2 separate regions of the Homo sapiens genome follow, and region 1 is linked to region 2. A link is a loop called in an ENCODE intact Hi-C map of the cell type or tissue named here. Cell type or tissue: mammary epithelial cell. All regions are shown on one strand. Each heading gives the region's core, and the rest is flanking DNA. Links, peaks and the distances in the headings are about the cores only.

Evidence for each region. Peaks named below come from ENCODE experiments on the same cell type or tissue, not always from the same donor. Only the 100,000 strongest peaks of a DNase experiment are listed, where the experiment ranks them.
Region 1: it touches region 2 in a loop (3-fold over the local background); 4 of 110 quality-filtered maps call a loop at or near these places.

What each region holds. Positions count from the first base shown.
Region 1 is chr2:65,310,640-65,321,262 of GRCh38, reverse strand. SPRED2 (sprouty related EVH1 domain containing 2) reads left to right here. Exons shown (of 6, transcript NM_181784.3): 5 at 4,380-4,529; 6 at 7,094-10,412. The coding sequence ends at 7,762. Among named protein-coding and RNA genes, the nearest start is that of ACTR2, 88 kb to the right of the region's middle. In mammary epithelial cell, for the core only: a CTCF peak has its summit at 5,124; a DNase peak (open chromatin) is centred at 4,992; H3K27ac peaks cover 2,529 bases.
Region 2 is chr2:65,560,870-65,571,492 of GRCh38, reverse strand. No RefSeq gene overlaps it. Among named protein-coding and RNA genes, the nearest start is that of LINC03050, 36 kb to the left of the region's middle. In mammary epithelial cell, for the core only: no CTCF peak of the experiment used is centred there; DNase peaks (open chromatin) are centred at 4,052 and 4,662; H3K4me3 peaks cover 1,010 bases; H3K27ac peaks cover 2,027 bases.

The sequences.
Region 1 (10,623 bases), core at 1,241-9,240, 250 kb after region 2:
CAGTGTCAGCTGGGGCCAGATGGCAATGCCAGCCTCAGTGTCCACAGCAGGAGACATTAAACGCCCACTCTGACCTGCTCTCTCAGGATGCTGCAGTCATGCCTTCTAGGAGCCTGAAGTCCCCGAGCACAGAGTAGTCACAGGGGACCTCTGCTTTTGTTCTTCAAAGCCCTAACAGTTCTTAGACCCCCACTGGAGAGCAAGGGGAGTGTAGATACAGTTGGGAGCATGTGATTGCCAACTTTTTCATTGAAGGTGACAGCTTTCAGATTGGTAGGTTGGTAGGTGTCAGTAGCTTGTGCACAGAAATAACAGAGAGATGTTTAAGAATCTTGCTTGTGTATTAGGTATGTGCATACCTCAGGTGGGCTGCTTTTCTGCAGCCCACGGAAACCAGGGCAGAGTTATAGGAGAGCCAGTTCAGAGGTGCATGAGGGTAAAAGGAGATTTTTTTTCCCCTTTGCCTTTCTTGGAGATGCCCTGGTAGTACATTCCTTTTGTTTGTAGGTCACACTAGCTGCTTTGTAAGAATCATCTGTTAGTATCCATCTGAAATAGCCTTGGCTTCCAATGGAATCTTCTGGGAGTTCAGACAACCCTGAACAGCTGGGCCTGGAAGACTGCAGGCTCGGCTAGGACGCAACCTCAGCTCTGCCCTCAGGAGGCAGTAGACTGTGGACATGCCTCTCGAGGTCTTCTGGCCTTCTTGCTTCACTGTAGAAATTCGTCATCAGATAAGGCCTTTCTCAGTCTCACATCCTCTGACAAATGTCTGGGGAGCTTTGCACTGGACTGTGCAGGGAGAGAGGGCTGGGGAGGTGGGATGGGAATATCGGAAGGTAGCATTTCTGATCGACTAATGAGTCCTAGGAAAAGCCGGATGTGCCTCATTTCTCAGAAGGACTTTCTACACATTGTTAACCCAAAAGTGGGTCACAGAAAATAGGCTGAGTTAGGGTGAACAGATGACTAACACAGTGGTGACCGTGGTGTGTTAAATGGGCTTCTGAGAACTAAGTACTGAGAGCTTATTACAATGTTCAACACAAGGCTAACTTCTAACCTAATAGATGACTGTAACGTGGCTGTTGGATAAGAATTTAACTCTTGAGATTTGAATCACACTGAAAGGCCCTGATTACTCATTTGAGAGGTATTTATTGAGATCTGTAGTAACCTTTGTACTGTGAGACATCATCTCCTCATCTCCTGGGTTTGTATACAGCAGGGTGTACCTTGTGACTTGGAGAAGTTGTGTTTTGTGTTAATCTCAACAAAATACCTCTTAGCATAGGAGCTGGAAGTGGACTTACCTGGCTGTGAGAGGCAGCAGTGTGTGGGGCCTATTAGAAATCTCCCTGGGCTTTGTGGTCAGGGAGGCTGCATTTCAGTCCCAGCTCTGCCAGTGACTGTGCTGCCATGGCCTGGATTCACCATCTCTCAGAGTCCCTTAGTGCCAGTGTGTGACATGGAGATAGTGTTTTACCTGTGACCTGCTGGCCATGCTGAGGAACCGTGTCCACAAGTAGCTCAGGGCCTGGCACACCATAAGCACTCACACATATGACACCAAGAAGAGTTGTTTGTGAGGAAGAGGAGGGAACCTGGGGAGGAGTAAGGGGTAGAGAGAAGCCAGGAGTGTGGTGCCTGTGGGACTGCTTTGGAAGGAATCCATAGTGAAGGGAAAGTGCACCCAAGTGACAAACCCAGTGTATTCTGGCTTAAGTCACAAAAGAGAATTGGTGTCATCATTGGGACATCCTCGAGTGGTCAGGATTCAGGCTTGGCTGGATCCAGCAGCTCAAAGGGACTAAGGGTGGCTTCTCTTGCTCCCATCCTCAGACAAGTCCTTTCCCCACACCCGTGCCAGGATTCAAGGCTTATAGGACCCTTAGATCTTGATTACAGAAATGGAGACAGCTGCTTTTCTGACCGCTCTGTCAAAAGTCTCTCTATATTGCTTCGGAGAGCACCGTGTGTTCATATTGAAATTAGTCACCATGGCTTGGGGGATCAGAAGCAGGCATCAGCCATGCATGGCATAGACCAAACCCAAGTAGAGAAACATCCAGGAGGGTTGGGTCTCCAGAGGGATGCTGCACATGTGGACCAAGGTGTAAAAACTAACAATGCTTATGTTGCATAATGGAAATATGGGTGTGTTTTTCCTAAATTCTTGTAGTGCTTTTTTTCTAAGTATGTACTACTTTATAAATGAGAGGAGGATAAAAAGAACTTTTGTAAGTCTATTTGTTTTGCCCTTGTCCCTAAAATGATTTATGATAGCTAACAAAAACATGTAAAGTGATAGATAAGTCAGGGTATGGTGGCTCATGGCAGTAATCCCAGCATATTGGGAGGCCAAAGCAGGAGGATCACTTGAGCCCAGGAGTTCAAGACCAGCCTGGGCAACTTGGCAAGACCCCCGTCTCTACAAAAAATACAAAAATTAGCCAGGGGTGGTGGTGCACACCTATTGTCCCGGCTACTCAGGAGGCTGAAGCAGGGGGATCACTTGAGCTGTGTTCATGCCACGGCACTCCAGCTTGGGTGACAAAGCAAAATCCTGTCCCAAATACATAAATAAATACATTTAAAAATATATATATAAGCAAATGAGATGAGGGGAATATACAAGTAAGAAACAGTAGCCAAAGGAAAGTTCCTGTAGATTTGCAAGAAAGAGAGCATCTAGAGATCAGAAAAAGCCTTTTCTTTTCATCTGTTTAGTTGGGGAATGGTAGAGGGTGGAGAGATATGTCACTCTAAGCAAGCAGAAGGAAGGGTAGGGATTCTGGGGGTCCTGGTTTTAAAGATGGTTGCCAGCTGCATCTAACAAGGCCCCTGGATAGCCCCTGGGCCCAGAGGGTTGTGGAGTATGACCACCACCTGGGGTCGCCTGGCCTGCTCCGTTGTGTCTCAGGTGGGAGTATTAGTCTATTTTCTCGCTGCTGATAAAGACATACCGGAGACCGGGCAATTTTCAAAAGAAAGAGATTTAATTGGACTTACAGTTCCGCATGGCTGGGGAGGCCTCACAATCATGGCGGAAGGCAAGAAGGAGCAAGTCACATCTTACGCGGATGGTGGCAGGCAAAAAAAGAGCTTGTGCAGGGGAACACCTCTTTTTAAAACCATCAGATCTGAGACTTATTCACTATCCCGAGGACAGCACGGGAAAGACTTGCCCCAATGATTCACTTACCTCCCAGCAGGTCCCTCCCACAAATTCATGATGAGTTTTGGTTGGGGACACAGCCAAACCATATCAGGTGGCATACTGGGTGCCTGTGGGATCTGCTTGTACAGTGCGCACTGATAGCTAATCACCTTCCAAAGACATGGTTACGGAGACTCCAGTCTTAACTTGACATCTCTACTGGGCAAAACAGCTCTGTACTCCCCCTTCACAGAGGTGGCCTCTGTTTTTCTATGCAGTCATCCATCTCACTTCCAGTTTAAAGTGACCTCCAAGTCTTGCTCCCAACCCCAAAGATACAAAATTTATTCTTGGAAATCCAGTACTCAAGATACGCCAGCCAGCGGTATCCTTACCTCTGAGACTCTCCCAGGTGGAGATTTCCCCCCTCCATATAAACACGTGGGTTTCATTTTTGCCTGTGTGCGTCTTCCCTGCTTGCCATAACACCTCACAACCAGGGCCACAGATGGGATAACCATTCTTTTATTTATGTTTTGTTTTTGTTGTTGTTGTTGTTGTTGTTGTTGTTGTTGTTGTTGTTGTTGTTTGAGATGGAGTCTTGCTCTGTCACCCAGGCTGGAGTACAGTGGCTCAGTCTTGGCTCACTGCAGCCTCCGCTTCCCGGGTTCAAACAATTCTCCTGCTTCAGCCTCCCGAGTAGCTGGGATTATAGGCACCTGCCACCATGCCTGCCTAATTTTTGTATTTTTAGTAGAGACAGGGTTTTGCCATATTGGCCAGGCTGCTCTTGAACTCCTTACCTCAGGTGATCCGCCCGCCTTGGCCTCCCAAAGTGCTGGGATTACAGGCATGAGCCCCCGCGCCTGGCCAGGGTAACCATTCTTGATCAAACTAGAACACAAACCTTTGGGGAGCCTGGTATATCCAGCCTTTCCCCCCGCACCCAGTCACTATTCCCGCATTTAAGAAAAACCTACCTTTCCAGGGTCTGGTGGCTGGGCTTCTCTGCCTGTTGAACCAGCCACATTGTGTTTAGACAATCTGGCCATTCAGGGGTCCTCCTGTTGTAGCCAAGACAAACTCAAGATTTTGGGAAGAGCAGCAAATTGCCACAACCAGGGAATAGCTAGTATTTGAATAGTGCATGTCAGGGTTTGCTGCGTGGGGTTTTTGTTGTTGTTTTTAAATTGACTCTTGGTTACCTCCCTCTACACAGACAGCTACAGACAGTTCTTCTAATTCCTCTCAGAAGAGAGAGCAACCTACTCGGACAATCTCCTCTCCCACATCCTGTGAGCACCGGAGGATTTATACCCTGGGCCACCTCCACGACTCATACCCCACAGACCACTATCACCTCGATCAGGTGAGCAGCAGCCCTGTTCCTCTGAGGGCATCAGGGTGGTGCCTCTGATTCTGGAATGGCCTCTTTCCCCTCCTATTCAGCCAAATTCCATGACCACAGGCCTCTCCTGCTCCTGCCTTTACCCCCACTTCATATTGAAAGTGGCATTGGTGGTGGCACCTCAGCCTCATCCAGTGTTTTCTGTGTGCCAGACACCTTGCCAGACCCTTTATATGCTTTATGTGGTTTAATCCTCAGAAACTGCCCCACAAGGCAAGTCTTCAGCCTCCCCAGGTTATCGATGAGGAAGCTGAGGCTTAGAGAGGTGGAGTATCTGATGGAACGAGATTCAAATCCAAGCCTGTTCTCACCCAGGGGGCTACACTGCGTCCTGCATTCCTCTGTCCAAAGGGCCTCCCAGCTTTGTGTGGAAGCCCAGAGCCACAATCAGGACTAAGGAATGCTGCACACTTGGCTCGAGCCCCCAGCCTTACAGGCTACAGGCCCAGTCTTGCTCAGGCGGATGTAGCTGGAGCTCAGAATTCGGTAGTTCAACAAATATTTACCAAGTGGCTGCTTTGCAGAGCAAGTTCCCAAATCATGGGGCATGGACTGGTGCCTGTGTGGGGTGCTGTGGCCACTAGGCTGCTTTGAAATGAGAAAAAAGGGCAGTGAGTTGTTTTGTTTTGTTTTTAAACATAAAACTAGATTTATTTGACTCTTTTTAAAAAAATTATTTTAGATTGTGCTTCCTAATATTTTGGGATTAAAATGTCCTATTTAAAAATCACATTATTGGCCAGGTGCAGTGGCTCATGCCTGTAATCCCAGCCCTTTGGGAGGCCGAGGCAGGTGGATCACAAGGTCAGGAGATTGAGACCATCCTGGTTAACACGGTGAAACCCCGTGTCTACTAAAAATACAAAAAATTAGCTGGGTGTGGTGGCGGGCGCCTGTAGTCCCAGCTACTCGGGAGGCTGAAGCAGGACAATGGCGTGAACCCAGGAGGTGGAGCTTGCAGTGAGCCAAGATTGCGCCATTGCGTCATCGCAACAGAGCAAGACTCCATCTCAAAAAATAAATAAATAAATAAATATCACATTATGCTAGCAGTAGATGGAAATTAACTTTTTTACTTTCCTTACTGTCCAAAATAAAGAATTAGTAAAGCCCGTGTCAGTTTCCGAGATTTGTTTTGAAATCCTTCTGAAATCATGATTTTCAAAAATCTAGGCAACTCTGATACCAAGAATTTGACAGGAATTAAGGTAAAATGTGTGGGACATGGCCCTGCCCTCTGGTAGGAAGTGATGGGTAAATCTAATAAGCGCATGATCAAGTCCGTAACAATATGATAATGACTGTGATGGCGAGAGTTATCAAGTGCATCCTGTGAGCAAGGCTGTGAGCTGACACCCTCTGTAGATTGTTTCTCTTCATTCTCAAAACAGTCCTATGCAGTTCGACAGAAATGGAACCTGAGTCTTAGGTACTAGCTAGAAAATGTCAGCATTTGACTGCAGTGAGTCACTCCAGAGCCACGTTCCTCAACCCCTGAAAAACCTTCATGCCCAAAGGACTTCGAAAGCAAGAAGTCTCAGTTCTCTGCCTCCACTGAGAGGCCCTGGGTGAGCCAGGGTTATATGCATGTAATTAATAAATATTTATTCAGTGTCTGCTGCTCTGGACAAGGCAGGGTTGCAGCCTGTAGCAGGACTAACTGCAGAGAAAAGCCTCTTCCACCCTGAGGGAGAATGCAGCTTAGATTTGCAGGTTTCTAGAGGGTGTGGCTCTTGGTCTGGCCACTCACTATTTGTGAGATCCTGGCAGGAGTGAAACTTCAGTTTCCGGAGCCTTCACTCTATCCTTCTCCTGTCCGCATCTCACCAGATGACATGGTGAGCTACTGTTTCCTAGTGTCCCCTGTCTCTTGAAGGAGACACCCACAGGGAGAAATGCATCTCCTATTGTGATCCTTTGTGGACATATTGTGCACATATGGATAATGAAGTTTCGTAAAACAGGACTTACCTTCTCACATGTATTGCACTCCAGTGTCCTTATTCTATTTCAATTTTTAAAAAGCCAGCCTTACAAAAGAGAACATACCATACAAAAATAGGCAAAACTAATGCAGGCCTTTAGAAGTGAGTGTAGCCCTCACACTGGGGCTAGGAGATCCCTGAGGGAGGCGGAAGATACTCTGGGGCACAGGTCCTGTTCTGCCTCTTGATCTGAGTGTGCCATGCTCCTGAGAACGCATCACACTGTGCCCTTGCCATGTGCACACTCCCCTGCCTGTATGGCAGTGCGTCACCAGAAAGGGAAAATACTGCCGGTCTCAACCCACGAAATTGATTTCCTGGCCCATTAATGGATTGAGACTCTATTTGAAATACATCTCTGACTGGGCGACAGGATATTCAGTAATTTCAGGAAGGGTCTGTTTCTTCACGGAGCATCGTGATGGAGTTATCGAGAAAGGTGCATTTTGGACGGCTAGGGAGGGAGAAGGTGGGGTGTTTTTTTGTTTGTTTGTTTTTTGGCCGCTGCTGTAAAATAATGTCTCCTCTCCTACGGGACAGCCGATGCCAAGGCCCTACCGCCAGGTGAGCTTCCCGGACGACGACGAGGAGATCGTGCGCATCAACCCCCGGGAGAAGATCTGGATGACGGGGTACGAGGATTACCGGCACGCACCCGTCAGGGGCAAGTACCCGGACCCCTCGGAGGACGCGGACTCCTCCTACGTGCGCTTCGCCAAGGGCGAGGTCCCCAAGCATGACTACAACTACCCCTACGTGGACTCCTCAGACTTTGGCCTAGGCGAGGACCCCAAAGGCCGCGGGGGCAGCGTGATCAAGACGCAGCCCTCCCGGGGCAAGTCGCGGCGGCGGAAGGAGGACGGAGAGCGCTCGCGGTGCGTGTACTGCAGGGACATGTTCAACCACGAGGAGAACCGCCGGGGCCACTGCCAGGACGCGCCCGACTCCGTGAGAACTTGCATCCGCCGGGTGAGCTGCATGTGGTGCGCGGACAGCATGCTCTATCACTGTATGTCGGACCCCGAGGGAGACTATACAGACCCTTGCTCGTGCGATACTAGCGACGAGAAGTTTTGCCTCCGGTGGATGGCTCTTATTGCCTTGTCTTTCCTGGCCCCCTGTATGTGCTGTTACCTGCCCCTTCGGGCCTGCTACCACTGCGGAGTGATGTGCAGGTGCTGTGGCGGGAAGCACAAAGCGGCCGCGTGACTCAGTTTCCCTCCCTTCTCCCTCCATCCGCAGCCACAGGGGAACTCGTCTCTTACATACTCTCATCTTCTCCCCCGCTCCCTTCCACTCCAAGGAGCGAGGAGGGCAAGCGGCCTCCCAGCTCCCTGGTACCTCGAGGCACCATTCCAGCCAGGGACGCTGCCGGGTAGACTCTCCACTCCCCCTGCCGCCCACACTGCAGCAGCCACATCCATACACACACGCTCGCACAGTGTTCTGAGGAAGGAACCTTCGCCACAGACTCCTGTACTATTAACAATCTGTAACCAAGCTAACTGTCTCATCCATGTGTTGATTTCCTGTTTCCTCCTCCCCCGCCTCTTCCAGTTCAAAGGAGTCTGCAATTGGAACTGCTGATTTTCGGTGGGTTTTGTAGTTGATTTTTCCAAGAGCGTCGAAGACTCTCTTTCTCTTGGTTCACCTTGCCTGTCGCTAGCAAGCATCTGGTTCAGCGGAAATGGGATGTGAGAATGATGAAACCCGACAGAAGTATCTCAGCCTGCAGTCAGTTATTATGTATAGGAGGTGAGCTAGTTAACAAACTTGTACCACAAAACAATATCGCTTTAACTTTTCTAAAGCCAAATTTCCCATGTAAGCTGCAGTTTCTATCTTTAGCCCATCATCATTTTCTGCCCCCCCAAAATCTGTTGAAATGATTCACTGATGCAAAACATTCACCCGTAATAGACTGAGAATTGAGCCTTAACTTCAGATTAACTTGTGAGAATCAGGAAAATTCCTTCAACTGCATTGCATCCTCTTGGACCAGGGCTAGAATGGGGATTTCAGGTTTCTATGAGCCTCCCCATTACCCCTAAAGTAGAACATTTTTTAAATTGTGTTGCCACCACTTCTAAAAATTTAGCAATATTAGAATAGGATACTAGTGAAGTAAGAAATTTTGCTTGTTGTTTTGCAAACCAAATAGTTTCCTCAAACACAAATCAGTGTTCCCACGAACAAGTTCCAGTTGAGAAACACTAAGGTTATGGTGAATAAAACCATAGGGAGCTTCTTCCCCCCAACCCCTGGCTATTTTATATTAATGGGGAGAGGGGATTTTTAAATGTCATAAATTTGAAGAGTGGTGGGTTGCATTTTCTTCATGGGTTTATGTTTTCGTTTCATTTTGGACTCAATTTCACATCACCAAATTCCTCATTTATACTTGGGGAAAAAACAAGGCCATATGTAAAAACCCTTCCAATGCCTAAGTGTCTTTCTCCTGCAACTCCAAACCCAGACTCGCCACTTTGGGTGCACAGGTGGTTAGGTCAGCCAACTGGTTCTGCCTGTCGCCTTGCCACGGAGGAGGCTTCTAATTAGCTGGAAAAGAGTATTTTTCTAATACGTTGCAAGGATTAGCCAAATCTTCTTATTGAAGAAAGAAGAAAAGTGAAGAGTGGTTACCTATACCTAGCATAGTACAATCAGAACCTCGTGGAGACCACCGGGGACAGGCTTGCGGACGCCGGCTGTTCTTCCCGCCACGATCTTTCTGTGGTAGCGGCCAGCAGAAGACATGGCCTGCTCCCCACTCCCTTTCCCCACTCCTTCTTTATTGCACACAGGACACCAGTCTTCAAGGAAAGGGACTTTTTTCCAGTCTGCCAATCATATTGGGAAAGTGCTAGCTGTGCTCACCTTCATGGGGCTGTTTCCAGCTCGTCCACAAGCTCATCGATTTTCTTTAGTAGATTACCGGTGTAAATACCCAGTGTGCTTATGAGTCAGTTAGTAGACGTCTTCATTCATTGGAGTAACTGGTTTAGGCTTTCCAGTTTGGAAAAGGAGCAGAGAGCTGTCCATCTGGATTGATGGAAGAAAAGAGAACCTCATCCATGCCTGGAGAACATCTAGAAAACCTTCAGCCAGCCTCCAGTGCTGTCGAGAGACCACCTTCCCCCGACCCGGAGGCACTTCCTTGGGGTCTTTCTCTAGGGTCTCTTCTCTACAAAGCACAACACTAATGTTCGTTTCCTTAGACCTCAGTTCAAGTGCCCCTATTTATTTCAATAAGAACGCACATATCCCAGCTGTTTTTTGTTTGTCACCTCTATTTAGTTGTTACCTGTTTCTCTCTTCTTTCACCCCTTGTCCTTTTCCACCCTTTTAAGAGTTACGCTAGCAGATCTTACTCCACGTATACTTTTTGGTTTGTGAAGGCATCGGTTAAGGGCACAAAGACAGCCATGGGGACATTTATGTAAATACGTCTCTAATTGCCACACTGCAGCTGAACAGTGTGTAGTATTTTCCCAGTCAGCTTTGCCATACTGACGTCAATCATTTGAGAGAAATTATTCAGATTTTATTTTTGTATCTGTGGTAACAAAACATTAACCAAAAGATTTTCTGTCCAGAAGCCTCCCCGACCCCCCAAGCTATTTGCTCACATTAACAAATTAAAGTGCCTGAAGCATAATTCATTCTTTACCTGTATACTAAAAACCCTGTTGTATTGATTTTTTTATAATAAGCCTTTTTACCTCTGTGTAAAAAATATATATACAAGTGTATGATGTACATTTTAGTTCTTAACTTTTTTTTATGGTTTCTAATATGTATGACCAATGTAGCCATTGCTTTAAAATGTACCGTGTAAATATAAACACATCCTATCAGATCGCTGGCTTTGGGGTATTTGTCTGGCAGGAGACGAGGTGATGCTAGAGCGTTGGCAGATCTTGGAGTTCCCGCATACAGGATGGGACAGGGCTTCCTGTGCCGAAGGACATGTGGACACCGGTCTGTTTTTTCAAGGCCCTTTCCTCCTATGGTTATGTCATATTCCCAAGGGGAGACTGCAGCTCCTTGGGCTCGGATGCCTCAGTGAA
Region 2 (10,623 bases), core at 1,224-9,223:
TTTAAGAGACAGAGTTTTACTTTTGTTGCCCAGGCTGTGCAATGGTGTGATCTCGGCTCACCGCAACCTCCGCCTCCCGGGTTCAAGCAATTCTCCTGCCTCGGCCTCCCAAGTAGCTGGGATTATAGGTGAGCACCGCCACGCCCGGCTAATATTTTTCTATTTTTAGTAGAGATGGAGTTTCACCATGTTGGCCAGGCTGGTCTTGAACTGCTAACCTTAGGTGATCCACCTGCCTCAGCCTTCCAAAGTGCTGGGATTACAGGCATGAGCCACTGCACCTGGCCCAGACAATTCGATTCTATACCTTGAAAACCCCATAGTCTCTGCCCAAAGGTTCATTGATCTGATAAACAATTTCAGCAAAGTTTCAGGATACAAAATTAATGTACAAAAATCAGTAGCACTTCTATACACCAATAGCATCCAAGCTGAGAGCCAAATCAAGACTGCAATCCCATTCACAATAGCCACACACAAAAATAAGGTACCTAGGAATATAGCTAACCAGAGAGGTGAGAGATCTCTACAGGGAGAATTATAAAACACTGCTGAAAAAACTCAGAGATAACACAAACAAATGGAAAAACATTCCATGTTCATGAATAGGAAGAATCAATATTGTTAAAATAGACATACTGTCCAAAGCTATCTACAGATTCAATGATATTCCTATCAAACTACCAATGACATTTTTCACAGAATTAGAAAAAGAAACATTCTAAAATTCATTTGGAACCAAAAAAGGGCCTGAATAGCCAAAACAATCCCAAGCAAAATGAACATAGCTGGAGGCATCACACTACCCAACTTTAAACTATGCTATAAGGATACAGTAACCAAAACCACATGGTACTGATACAAAAACACACATAGACCAATGGAACAGTTAGAGAACACAGAAATAAAGCCACACATCTACAACTATCTGATCTTTGACAAAACTGACAAAAACAAGGAACAGGAAAAGGTCTCTCTATTCGATAAATAGTGCTGGGATAACTGGCTAGCCATATGCAGAAGATTGAAACTGGACCCTTTCCTTACACCATGTACAAAAATCAACTCAAGATGGATTAAAGACTTAAATGTAAAACTTAAAACTATAAAAACCCAGGAAGAAAATCTAGGAAATAACATTCTGGACATTGACCCAGGCAAAGACTTCATTATGAAGCCTCCAAAAACAGTAACAAAAAAAAAAAAAAATTGACAAGTGGGACCTAATTAAACTAAACAGTCTCTGAAAAGCAAAAGAAACTATCAGCCGGGCGCAGTGGCTCACGCCTATAATCCCACCACTTTGGGAAGCCGAGGCGGGCGGATCACAGGGTCAGGAGTTCAAGACCAGCCTGACCAACATTGTGAAACCCCATCTCTACTAAAAATACAAAAATTGGCCAGGCATGGGGTGCCTGCCTGTAATCCCAGCTACTCAGGAAGCTGAGGCAAGAGAATTGCTCGAACCCGGGAGGCGAAGGTTGCAGTGAGCAGAGACCGCACCACTGCACTCCAGCCTGGGCAACAGAGCGAGACTCCGTCTCAACAGGAGAGAGTGAAAGAGAGAGAGAGAGAAAAGAAAGGAAAAAAGAAAGAAAAGAAAAGAGGGAAGGAAGGAAGGAAGGAAAGGAAGGAAGGAAGAAAGAAAGAAAAGAAAAGAAAAGAAAGAAGAAAGAGAAAGAAAGGAAGGAAGAAAGAAAGAGGAAAAGAAAAGAATAGAATGAATCACTGGGCACAATGGCTCATGCCTGTAATCCCAGCACTTTGGGAGGCCGAGGAGGGTGGATCACCTGAGGTCAGGAGTTTGAGACTAGCCTGGCCAACATGGTGTAACCCTGTCTCTACTAAAAATACAAAAATTAGCCAGGCATGGTGACAGGTGCCTGTAATCCCAGCTACTCAGGAGGCTGAGGCAGGAGAATCGCTTGAACCCGGGAGGTGGAGGTTGCAGTGAGCAGATATCGCACCATTTCACTCCAGCCTGGGTGAAAGAGCAAAACTCTGTCTCAAAAAAATAAACAAATAAACTGTCAACAGAGTAAACAGACAACCTACAGAATGGGAGAAATATTTGCAAACTATACATTTGACAAAGGTCTAATATCAAGAATCTATAAGGAACTCAAATAAACAGGCGAAAATCAACCCCATTAAAAAATGGACATGAACAGATACTTCTCATAAAAAGACACTCACGCAGCCAACAAGCATATAAGAAAAAATGCTCAATATCACTAATCATGAGAGAAACGCAAATCAAAACCACAACGAGATACTATCTCACACCAGTTGAATGGCTATTAGTAAAAAGTCAAAAAATAACAGATGCTGGCAAGGTTGTAGAGAAAAAGGAATGCTTATACACTGCTGGTGGGAATGTAAATTAGTTCAGCCACTGTGAAAAGCAGTCTGGAGATTTCTCAAAGAACTTAAAATAGAACTATCATTTGATCCAGCAATCTCATTACTGGGTATATACCCAAAGGAATATAAATGGTTCTACCATAAAGACACAAGTACATGTATGTTCATTACAGCACTATTCACAACAGCAAAGACATGAAATCAACATAAATGCCCATCAATGGTAGGCTGGATTAAAAGAATGTGGTACATACACACCATGGAATGCTATACAGGTATTTTTTTAAAAATGAGATCATGGCCTTTGCAGCACATGGGTGGAGCTGCAGGCCATTATCCTAAGCAAATTAACACAGGAACAGAAAACCAAATGCCACATGTTCTCACATACAAGTGGGAGCTAAACATCAAGTACACATGGACTCAAAGAAAGGAGCAATAAGGCCAGGCACAGTGGCTCATGCCTGTAATCCCAGCACTTTGGGAGGCCGAGGCAGGCAGATCACCTGAGGTCGGAAGTTCGAGACCAGCCTGACCAACATGGAGAAACCCCATCTCCACTAAAAATACAAAATTGGCCAGGCGTGGTGGCACATGCCTGTAATCCCAGCTACTCGGGAGGCTGAGGCAGGAGAATCACTTGAACCCGGGAGGCAGAGGTTGTGGTGAGCCAAGATCGCACCATTGCACTCTTCAGCCTGGGAAACGAGTGAAACTCTGTCTCAAAAAAAAAAAAAAGGGAGCAATAGACACAGGGGCCTATTTGAGGGTGGAGGGTGGAAGGATGGTGAGGATTGAAGAACTACCTATCAAGTACTATACTGATTACCTGGGTGACAAAATTATCTGTGACCACGTAACTTACCCATGTAACAAACCCATGCATGTAACCCTTGAGTCTAAAATAAAAGCTGGAAAAAAAGAGAGAGAGAAAAGGCCTATAATAATTTTATGTACTTATGTATTTTTTAAGATAAAAGTTACACAGGTACGCAATCAAAATTTTAAGCCATAGTGGAGGCTATAAATGAAAAGGAAAACCTTTCTTATCTCCATTCCCACTCCCAACCCCCAAACTCTTCATTCTAAGACAAAACATATTGCACTAGGACTATCCCAGAGTTCTGTAGAATATTGGATGACTCCATAGGAGTTATCCCCATATCCTAGGAACATGTCACCATGTGAGAGCTGTGGGCTGAAGAATCGTGACCTGGGGGTTGCCGAAAGTCCCCACCTACAACCAAAAGAAAGAAAAAAATGCCCATCAGGGTGTCTGCAAATCCCACCCCCAAAGCCACTCTTTAAGAGCCTTCTGGAGTCTCCCTCTCTCTTTGAGATGGAGTCTCCTCTGTCGCCCAGGCTGGAGTGCAGTGGGGCGACCTTGGCTCACTGCAAGCTCCACCTCCCGGGTTCACACCATTCTCCTGCCTCAGCTTCCCGAGTAGCTGGGACTACAGGCACCCGCCACCACTCCCGGCTAATTTTTTTTTTTTGTATTTTTACTAGAGATGGGGTTTCACTGTGTTAGCCAGGATGGTCTCGATCTCCTGACCTCGTGATCCGCCCACCTCGGCCTTCCAAAGTGCTGGGATTACAGGCGTGAGCCACCGCGCCCGGCCGAGGCTCCCTCTCTCTGTAGGGTTAAGTTATGATGTTGCCTGGGAAGCATGACTCACAGTCAACAGGCTATCACACATTCGTGCTCGTGGAACCCCACCTACAAGGAGCCTCTAGAACTGCGCTCTCTAATAGCCACTAGACACATATGGCTATTCAAATCTAAATTAGTTAACATTTAAAATTCAGCTAAACCATGAAGTCTAGCACCCCCTTTCCTGCACCCCCCTCACTATTCCTGGGCAACCACCGACCCTATGTACATGGGGTTGACCCCAGCTGTCCAGAGGCACAGATGGAAAGAAACTGGAAGGTACCACAGTGCCTAGCTAGAGTCAACTCAGCCCCCAGGACTCTCCTTTAAAATCTTTCTGCCGCGTCTCAACTGGCATTTTTGTTGAAGATGAACCACTTAGGACCTCACCAGGAGTCCAGAGTGGTGTGAGTACAACCAAGCAAGCCGAGCGAGAAAGGAGCCCCTGTGAGGAAGAGCTCCCACCCACCAATCCCAAACCCACTTCTCTTCCATGTCTTGATCCATATACGGCTTTCAGGACCCTGTGCCAAGACCCCGACAAGCTCAGGATCTTCTTCCGAAGTCAGAGCTAAGACAGTCTCAGCCCCAAACCACAGCCGGAATCACATGTCCAGACCAGCACTGAACACGCCCATCTGCCAGCGGAACAAAAGAACACCTTCCCCGGGGTGCCCAAATCCATCTGAGCAAGCAGCCCGCAGGGATTCCAGCTTTATCAGAAAAGTCATGCTGAGCCCTTTGGTAAGGATTTGCTGAGAAGAGAGGGCACCGCACCCCAAAAACAAACCAAAACAGCCCCAGGACACCCTGAGAAAAAGAGAAATTTCCCAGAGCTTCTCCTGGCAGGACTGTATCTAAATTGCCACCCAAAAAAATCCCAGAGTAACAGTAATTCCCCCACTGGTTCAAAAACACCAACAACACAGCAAGCTAACTTGAACTTCAAGCTGCCACATGCTATAATGAGTGTGTGGCTAAATACCTTTCACGAAATCTAAAATATAAGCCACACAATATCTCCTCTCAGCAACTCAAGCACACACATGCACACACTCAACTGAGTGTTTTCATGGCAAATGAAATATACCCTGTGAAAAGTTCCTCTGAAAATTTTCTTCTGAATTTTCATACCAGCCAAGTGAGTTTCACAGAAGCCGAGAAATACAGAAGCAAGTTTTTGCCCTTTTTTGCCCTTCTTTCCCACTCTTTTCCTCCTTCATGCCCTGTCTACTGCCCTCCCACTCCAGCCAAGTGAGCTCTGCCAGAGACAGCAGCGTGGGCATCTTTACAGCGCAGACTTCACTAGCCGCACAAGCCTGTGGCCACCTGGACCAGTGAGGAAAGAGACTGAGTTTAATCACGCTGACCAGCATCCCAGGGGCCTCCCCTCAGGGTGCGTGGAAGGAAGGAGCGGTTCCAGCAGTTCAACCAGATCTGAGAGCAGGCCTTGGTCGCCTCCCTAGCAAGGCGGCAGATTGTGAGTCTGGGTCCCCAGAGATGAGGTCTGCCCTCGGCTACCGTCCAGGGGGAGGGAGAAAGCCTGGCAAGGTTCAGGCCCTTCTATGCCAGTGAAGCACACAGTGGACCAAGTGCAGTGCCTGTGGACAGCAGCTCCAGCCTGGCGCAGGCCCAGCCCAGAAAGCTGCACCCTAGCCATAAACTTCTTTAGTGATTTCTGGGCTTCAGAACCCTTCATTATAAAGCAAACAGCCAAGAAAGGGAAAATCTTCGGGTTTATCAGTTACCAACATCCAGTTGCCATGAGGAAGTAGGAAACAGGCTACATGAGGACCAGCAGGAACTCAAAGCAAAGGCCAAGAAAATGGAGAGGACGGGCCAGGCACCGGTGGCTCACACCTGTAACTCCAGCACTTTGGGAGGCCAAGGCAGTGGATCACTTAAGCCCAAGAGCGGCCTCAAGACCAGCCTGGGCAACAGGGTGAAATCCTGTCTCTACTGAAAAAAAGAAAGAAAAAAAAATAATAAGCTGGGCATGGTACTGTTCACCTGTAGTCCCAGCTACTGGGGAGGCTGAGGTGGGAAGATCACCTGAACCCAGGAAGTCGAGGCTGCAGTGAGCCATGATCGTGGCACTGCACTCCAGCCTGGGGAACCAGAGTGAGATCCTGCCTCAAAAGAAAAGGAAGAGGGTGGTGGAGCAGAGGTGTCATTTTGGCCAACTTCCAATCTAGTCCAAGTTCAGGGACCCCGTATCTGGTCCACACACTAGTTCCCAAGGGTTTAGCCAGAGCCCTGGCTCAGGTCACATGGGGAACAACAGCTTTCTGCTGGGCAACCAGGGGAAACAAGGCCCAAAAGCATCTGTCAATCCGTGAGTCTGTCTGTCTGTCTGTCGACAAGACGACAGCTCTTGGCTTGAGCAGCCCTTGCCAAGGAGGCTAGATACAGAGGCCCTCCAGCAAATGGGACTCACAGATGTGTTCAGTTTGTCTGATACAGTATTGGCCCATGCAGAGTTTCTAAAGTTTGAAATCATTGCCAGCATTTAAAGATCAAGAGAAGAATTCCACCTTAAAAAAAAAAAAATCCAGATCATTGCTTCTCTTGAGAAATCAGCTCTCTGGCTCCATTGTGTTTACTTTCTGGCCAGAGCCGAGTCATGGCTGTCCCTTTGCAGCTGGGCATGTGCCCTCCACAGTCCCCCACTCTCCCTCCACTGTCCTCCACTCTCCACTGTCTCCCAACGCTGGAGCCCCTTTTACAGGCTATTCATCGCAGCTGTGGCTATAGCCTTAATACGCACTCCCAGCCGGCTTCCCTTGTGTGTGATGCCTCTGGTCCCATAAGCAATGGGCTGGGGCCTTACCCTAATGCATCTGAGCAGAGGCTGTACCCTGGGGGCATAAAGAGGCCATGGCAGTCCCAGTGCCCCCCAGCTGGAGGGCACAGGCTACTGGGGAGTTCAGGGGAGTGTATAGGAGAGCATTTTGCCTGAGGACCCTATGTTCTGCCGCCCAGAAAGAGGAGGCTGCAGGTTGGTCTGTCAACACCAATACTGGCCTTGGTGGAGGCTGGCAGGCCTGTATCCTCACCAATCTGGTCAGGAAGAGCACATGCAAACCCAAGGGAGGCTGCCATGGCCAGCTCTGCTGCAGGTGCTGCCCAGAGAACCTCCAGACACACGCTCAGTGCGCCGAGGTTGCAGGAGAAGCAGCACCCCAGAGAAGCAGGGCCTGATGTTGATGACACTGATGGCCAGGCTCAGTGGTATTGGGATCCCAGGGACAGCAGAGGGGTCTCCCTTATGGGACGGGGTGTTCTCATCCTGAAGCCCCCCACTTTCTCAGTCAGGGTCTCTGAAAAGAAGTGAATGGAACCATCAGAGGGTGTAACTGGGGAGCGGGTAATGGGGACTGGTTACCCAGGTATTTAAACTGCTCTTAGAGACCAGTTAAACCCATGAATGTAGCTCTTACTGTGTCCTCCGGTTTGGAGTGCTATTTGTAACTTGTGAGTGTCAGGACATTAGGCATCATTCCTTTAGGTGTCATCAGGTCTTAGAGCAGGATGGGCCTTCAGCAATCATCTGATGGGCGTCTCTTCCATCAACAGAGAAATGAAGCCCAAGAGGTCAAAAAACGCATATAAGGGGCCAGAGCTAGTGACCAGCAGAACCAGAAGTAGAACCCAGGAGCCCTGACTTCCGACTCAGCCCTTCCCACTGCCCCACACTGCTGCCATCACCTGGAAAGGAAATGGAGCAATGTTGTAGGCAACTAAATTCTTACTTGATTGAGCCCAGATTTCTATTTTTGTTTCTTTTTTTTTTTTTTTTTTCCTCACTCTGTCGCCCAGGCTGGTGTACAGTGGCGTGATCTCGGCTCACTGCAACCTCTGCCTCCCGGGTTCAAGTGATTCTTCTGCCTCAGCCTCCCTAGCAGCTGGGACTACAGGCACCCGCCACCATGCTGGCTAATTTTTTGTATTTTTAGTAGAGACGGGGTTTCACCATGTTAGCCAGAATGGTCTTGATCTCCTGACCTCGTGATCCGCCTGCCTCGGCCTCCCAAAGTGCTGGGATTACAGGTGTGAGCCACCATGCCAAGCCCAGACGACATAATTCTTACAGAATACCCTTTCCAGTAGCTTTCGGGAAATGACCCAGCTATAACACCACCTTAGGTGTGAGCAAGGTGCCAGCTTGAACTACCTGTTCCCATCTAGTTACTCAATCTGGGAAGGGCAGTCACAATATCCATGCCTGGGTCACTGCTGCAGAGTGAGCTGGGTGGCTCCCAAAGATAGGTGTCAGAGGTGGAAGTCATACTCATGACTGCCTGCTCCTTTTTGAACTTACTCCCCAGCCACCAGGCAAATGCGCAGGAGCTCTGCAGAGCATCCCAGTCTGGCCTATTGCCCACACCTTGCCCAGGCATTGGCTGCCACCTTGGCCCAGTTACACCAGCGGGAAGAGAGCTGTGTGGGGACCACAGAAGGTCACCACAGTAACCCAGATAATCCACTCATGCTGCAAAAATAGAAAGCAGCCTCCAGGCCGGAGGCATTCTAGGGTGGAGGGAGCCCTTTGAATTTTTTAGTGAACTTGGGTAAAAGCTCCTGGGTAGTCACTCTGCAAGGATTTTAAGGATTATCTAGAATGTTCAATAAATGTTTGTTGATTGATGCTTTTAATGTTCTTTGATCTTTTAAGTGGAAACTGTCATTTCAAGGGAAGTCCTTTTGTTTTCAGTTTCTTGGGATTACTGTGCAGGGACTAGTGATTGACAAATTCTTACACATTTTCCTCTAATTTCAAAAGTGTTTGCTCTTCACATTATATGTGATATGGTTTGGATTTGTGCCCCCACCCAAATCTCATGTCAAATTATGATCTCCAGTGTTGGAGGTGAGGTCTGGTGGGAGGTGATTGGATCACGGAGGCAGACTTCCCCCTTGCTGTTCTCATGATAGTGAGTGAGTTCTCATGAGATCTGGTTGTTTAAAAGTGTGTGGTACCTTACTCCTCTCTCTCTTCCTTCTGCTCCAGCCATGTAAGACGTACCTGCTTTCCCTTCACCTTCCACCATGATTGTAAGTTTCCTGAGGCCTCCCCAGCCATGCTTCCTGTACAGCCTGCAAAACCATGAGCCAATTAAACCTCTTTTATTTATAAATTACCCAGTCTCAGGTAGTTCTTTATAGCAGTGTGAGAATGGACTAATACAACGTGTGTGTGTGTATGTGTATGTGTATTCTCTTAAATTGCTCAGGCATATATGTCCTGAAAAGGCCGTATTTTCCACCATGGCTAAGCTGGCTGTGGCCCAGCCCTGGTGCTGGTGGGACCTCAGGCTCCTGCTCCCTGAGAAGGGAAGACCTAAGTAGGCAGGAGGAGCCAAGACAGCAGCTGCCTGAAAGCAGCGGCCGTTTTAAAGAGTCTTCAAGGTCCCAAATCCACAACAGGGAGGCAGAGAGGGAGGAGAGAGCAATAAAAAAGAAAGTAATCAAGTATGAAGATTATCCTCCATGGCTTTAATTCTATTTCCCCACTTCCAAAACAAACAGATGTACCAGTTTGCTTCTTAGGGCTAAGTGTGGTTAATACAACATTCCACAGCTCTCCACCCTCACCCCTGCCCTGTCAGGCCCACAGGTGGCGAAACCATACAATTTATTGTCATATATATAGAAAGTATATATACAATATATATGCAATATATACAATTCATTCTATATACACTATATATACACACACCATGTATATATACACACAATATATACACACACACACACTACATAGTATGAATTGTTACTATATATATATACATATACATTTAAAGCTTAAATGTCTCCTGGGCCTTGAGCAGGGGAGACTGATAGGTCTTCCCTTGCATTGATCTGAAATCCATTCCCCTGTTCCATAACATATATCCCCAGGAACTGAACATAACAAAGCACCAAGTTTTCTTTCTTCCACGGGATGAAACCTTGAGATAACTAAAAACTGCACTGACGCCTTCCCTGAGTTTCTGTTTTCTAACCCAAATGTCCCTGGTTCCATTGCTCATACGCCTCATCACCATCCAGTACAGTCGCAGCCATCTTTTCAAATGCGGTGCTTAAGGACTCAACACACTGCTCAATCCGTGAATACTGCAGTTCTATCAACTCCCATTTGCCAGATGCTATAGTTCTGTATATAAAACCTAAGATTCTACTAACAGTTTGGGTAGCCTCATGGCATTCTTTTTTCTTTTAATCCATTTTACCAACCCTACTCTCTAGTGTATGGAAGACGCTCAATAAATGATTCTGAGACGGAGTCTCACTCTGTCACCCAGGCTGGAGTGCATGATCTCTGCTCGCTGCAACCTCCCCACCCCCGGGGTTCAAGCAATTCTCCTGCCTCAGGCTGCCAAGTAGCTGGAATTACAGGTGCCTGCCACCACGCCTGGCTAATTTTTGTATTTTTAGTAAAGACGGGGTTTCACCATCTTGGCCAGGCTGGTCTTGAACTCCTGACCTTGTGATCCACCCACCTCTGCCTCCCACCACTCCTAGCCAATAAATGATTCTTCACTAAATGAATAGGTAGAATGAGTGTTTGGTACACACTGAGCTTTCTGTAGACTCACTTTTTT